Linked DNA regions of Homo sapiens: region 1 is linked to region 2. A link is a loop called in an ENCODE intact Hi-C map of the cell type or tissue named here. Cell type or tissue: sigmoid colon. All regions are shown on one strand.

Region 1 (2,500 bases), 78 kb after region 2:
GCCTAGGCGGGTAGATCACCTGATGTCAGGAGTTCAAGACCAGCCTGGCCAACCTGGCGAAACCCCATCACTACTAAAAATAAAAAAAGTTAGCCGGGCATGGTGGCACGCACCTGTAGTCCCAGCTGCTCGGGAGGCTGAGGCAAGAGAATTGCTTGAACCTGGGAGGTGGAGGTTGCAGTGAGCTAAGATCATACCACTGCACCCCAGCCTGGGCAACAGAGCGAGACTCCATCTCAAAAAAAGTCAAAAGTTATAAATGAGATTTTGGGGCCATTTGGGGAAATATGGACTGTCAGTTAACACTCATTCCACTGCCGAATTTTTTGCGTAATAGTATAGTATATAAGAGAACATTTTTGATATATTATTAAGTATTTAGGGGTGAAATATAATATTTGTAATTTAGTTTCCAACAGTTTAGTCAAAATTGTGAATATATAAATGTGCTGTATATATACGCACACCCATGTATAAAAACATATACATATACACACATATAGGAAGAGAAAGAATGTGGCAAAATGTTAAAATTGGTGAATCTATGTGAAAGAAATAGAGTGTTTACTGTACTACTCTTTTAATATTTATGAAATACTCTAATTTTATAAATTATAAAGGTTAGGAGAGAAGTATTTTCCTAGCTCCCTCCATGCCTGCCTTTCCCAGGTCTGCTCACACACTGCCAGGAGTCTACCTGGAACAGCTGATGTTCTTCAAACAGCCAATACTCTTCCACTAGCAGATCCTGTTTTCTGCTGCTTTACTCACAACTCAAGGCTCAACAGCTAAAGCTGGGTTTTGTTATAAGACAGAAGTGTTTACAATACTAATTTTGAAAACAAGTTGGTCAAATATCAAATGGGAGTCATCTTTTAATGGCCTTATTACTAGATTTTAATATGTTCTTATGTTTCTCTTTCCCAAGATAATGTTTATGATCTGTTTCTTAAACTTCATCATACCCATAGGGTGGCAAGCATGACAGGGAAACCTTGGACAAAAAGCAGGGCTGGTCACATCAGAAACTACTAACAGAAACAGTCAAGCTCTGCCTCTGGCTCTCAGCCCATGTCACTCTGAACACCCTAGGCAGCCCAGACCAAGGCTCACCTCCTTCCTGCAGGCCTCACTGCTCTCCATATGGCAGCTCACTGACATCAAAGAAGACGGAAGAAATTATCTAAATTCACCAGGCTAGTTCCACTCCTTCCCTTGAATTGTGGAAGAGTCGCTGATATCTCAATTACCTCTCCTGCAATAGTACCTTTTTCCCTGCATGCTAAGATTTTGCAATGCTAAAAAGCAGGGTGAGAAGTGTATACTGGACTAACAGATGGAAGATTAACAACAAAAGACCGACTTGATGGGGGAGACAAAACTACAATGTTTGTATACCTATAATAAAAATACTGAGGAAGAAAAATTGAACTTGTAAGTAAAGTTAGGTTGCTCTTCTGTAACGCCTGTCGAGCTACAGACAGGAAAAGGCCCAGCATGGTTTCTGTGTACGCCTATGCTGTTTCTAATAGAAAGGACAAAATAGAGCCAAAACATCTGTTGACCAGTTAAGTTTGTTAATGAAACCAAATTGCAGCTGGTTTATCACAGATCAAAAGTGAGGCAAATTAGAGAAAGGATGTATGAACAAAGCTGGTTTCTAAAAAATAGTGGCTAAAGAATTCTAAACCCACTTGTCAAATTAACAAAAATCCTTCCTGGATTTTGCTTAGACCAGTGATTAGTATTTACTTTGTATCTTTGCAGAGACCAGCCTCATAGTTTAAATCTAGTATCATTCACTCTAAAATGTTGTCTATATTGCTCATTTTGCAGATTTATCAAAATATCACCTTTCATTAAAAAAAAACAGAAAAAACATACACTCTACATAATATTACACTAATTAAAAGATTCACTTATATAAGGAAAAAGAATATGTAGTTTGCAACTGTTGGAGACTTCTCTGGTAAAGTGCTTCTGCCCCAAGCAGAGGCATATGTACAGTTAGCATTTCACATATCCACTGCCACAACTCCTTCTCTTACATGTACAACTTTCCATCACCACCTGAAGACAGAGAGATAAGCACACCCACTCACAAAAACATACTTCCCTCTTGGCCCTGCTAACTCAAAATGTCACATGCAAATTACATGGCTGACGCATTTGCTAACTTTAATTTGGTGAGCTAATTGATGTTTATGTACTCAGAAACATTAATAGATTGGAGAGATCAAAGTACCTGAGAAGATTCAGGTTCATATTTTAAATGCTAGTGTGATCAGAGAACAGTTTCACCTAATCTACTGTAGTTTAAGGCACAGGGCCAAGAAAAGGAAGTTTATAAACAAAACAAAAAGTCAAGAATTTTACAATTAAAACACATTGCTACTGTCATGATAAAACAATGGGCTGGGCGTGGTGGGGCATGCCTCTAATCCCAGCACTTTGGGAGGCCGAGGTGGGCAGATCACAAGGTCAGGAGTTCGAGACCAGC
Region 2 (2,500 bases):
GGGATTATAGGTACCTGCCACCACGCCCAGCTAATTTTTCTATTTTTTGTAGAGACAGGGTTTCATCATGCTGGCCAGGCTGGTCTCAAACTCTTCAACTCAGGCGATCTGCCCGCCTCGGCCTCCCAAAGTGCTAGGATTACAGGCATAAGCCACCGCACCCGGCCAATTGTAGGCATTTTTAAACTCTTACTCTGTGAGGATGTATGTCTCAATCCCTTGAAATTTTTATTAGTACTTAGGTGTGCTCTCAGCAAAGTTGTCTACCTATGTCACCAGAATAAAGACAATTTTTCAAAGAAAATTGTTGTGTTTTCTCCTCCATTAAGCCATTGTTATCCTCAGCGAAGATGTATATATGAATAATTTATACTCACCTGGAATGGCTAACATATGAGCATATTGTTCCAAAGATACAGCTAGTTTTCTTAACGGCCAGATCACAGAAATTCCTAACAGCCTTTCTCACTTAAAGGGATAAAATACAAACACTTATTGGGGGAAAACAACTTTAGTAGTTTATTGATTTAGCTTTAGGAGTATTTCACAGCTGACTCCTTTTTAACAGCATACAACCAGGGGCATGTGTCTAATCAATACTGAACATCTATCTTGCAGTTGGGGCTCATGAATTAATCAACATCTACTCAAACTCAAAACCCATCAGGCAAAAATCAACGGTGACCTACATCTCTTCGAACACCACAGAACCACCCAAACAATGTTACTGTTTAAAATGATAACAAACTCAAAACCCTAACTGCACCAAAACTGGTAGTCTCTACTCATGAGTTACTTATGTCTAGGCTATCTCTTTTTTCCAAGGAACTAATAGCAGGCACTAAGGTTCTCATAACATTTCCTACATGGCTATACTAACCTCATCATACATAATGCTACAAAAGTTTAGAGAGGGCAGGAGACTACCTCAAGGACATGCAGCAACCTAGGGGGTTGTGGGGAATCTGGCTCTCTCCACTCTATTCAATGGTGGATGATTAGGCCAAGTGACCTGTTTCCTGATCAGCATGTGAAACAACACAGGAAAAAATGGTGTGTATGCAGAAAGTCTTTCCTTGTGAGCTCAAATTGTATAAAGAAGGTTTTATTTCTAATTATGGTCATATAATTACAGACACTTTAAGGAGAAGAGCCTGTTTGTTCTCCCTGGTGTAAGCAACTCACTGATTCAGGCTCTTTTGAAGCCAGCAGCCAAGTGGCAGTGGCACGGATCCAGGAGTTCCTGGAGGAGAACAGATGGACAGCTATCCCAAAAAAGAGCTCCCTGATGTCACCCAGCAATGAGATGTGAGAGCTCATAAATATACCATCCTCATTCAGGTGGTACATGTATAAAATAAAAGGGTTCACAGCGTAAGTCGATATTTTTCTCACTGGGTAGCAGATGATACCATGCTTGGCCCCCCATTCCCTCATTTTCTAATGAGGCCCTCCCAAGACTTCCCATTTAGCAGAAATCTGCTCCATCTAATGATTACTTTTTTAGTTTTCCATTTAGTTTAAGGGAAAATTCCTATTTCATCTATGTTTTCAGAACTTGTTACAAAAATTTTCTGAAAGGTTACTGATCCACCAGGCATGGGGTAAAGGAGTCAAGGCTGCAGAATCTGGAATCAGACTCACTGAGTTTGATTCCTGTCTCTACTTTCCTAGCTCTATCATTTTCTGGTCGTGTGATCTTGGCCAAGTATCTGACTCCTCTAAGTTTTAGTTTCTACATCTGTGAAATGGGGATAACTATAGTTGTTGTGGGAATTACATGAGGTGACATATATAAAGTGCTTAAGACAGTGTACGGTGCATGTTAATTGCTCAAAAGATGTTAGCAGCTATGAGTCGTTACTGTACTTGATGTAGATATTTTGGCCAATCAACATTTTTTGAGCGCCCACTACTTACTTCAACTGGACAAGAGCACAGACTCTCTATCCATTATGCCATAAAAGATTCAAAGAATGAGAATGTGAGACCCAAGCCTTGGAGGGTTTACAAATCACATGGGGAGAGAACACACATATACATTCAAGAACATGCTTTCAGCCGGGCGTGGTGGCTCACGCCTGTAATCCCAGCACTTTGGGAGGCCAACACAGGAGGATTACTTGAGATCGGGAGTTTGAGACCAGCCTGGCCAACATGGCAAAACTCTGTCTCTACTAAAAATACAAAAATTAGCCAGGCGTGGTGGCATGCGCCTGTAATCCCAGCTACTCGGGGAGGCTGAGGTAGAAGAATCGCTTGAACCCAGGAGGCGGAGGTTGCAGTGAGCCAAGCTTGAGCCACTGCACTCCAGCCTGAGCAACAGAATCCCGCAAACACACATTTCTTGCTTTCTTCAATAGTATACTCTATGGAAGGCTGGCAAATCATATTCTAAAAGGCCAGATCTTCCATCCCTTTTAAAAGAAAGGTATGGTAAACAGCTTTAAAAATTAACCATCTCAAGAATTTCATTATTTTCTAATGTAAGTTCACATGG

Evidence for each region. Peaks named below come from ENCODE experiments on the same cell type or tissue, not always from the same donor. Only the 100,000 strongest peaks of a DNase experiment are listed, where the experiment ranks them.
Region 1: it touches region 2 in a loop (2.0-fold over the local background); 2 of 110 quality-filtered maps call a loop at or near these places.

The regions. Positions count from the first base shown.
Region 1 is chr10:74,853,842-74,856,341 of GRCh38, reverse strand. All of the region lies in intron 3 of KAT6B (lysine acetyltransferase 6B), which reads right to left. Among named protein-coding and RNA genes, the nearest start is that of KAT6B, 28 kb to the right of the region's middle. RefSeq lists a silencer at 62-272. In sigmoid colon, no CTCF peak of the experiment used is centred here; a DNase peak (open chromatin) is centred at 1,071; H3K27ac peaks cover 775 bases.
Region 2 is chr10:74,931,571-74,934,070 of GRCh38, reverse strand. All of the region lies in intron 3 of KAT6B (lysine acetyltransferase 6B), which reads right to left. Among named protein-coding and RNA genes, the nearest start is that of SNORD172, 89 kb to the left of the region's middle. In sigmoid colon, no CTCF peak of the experiment used is centred here; a DNase peak (open chromatin) is centred at 1,250.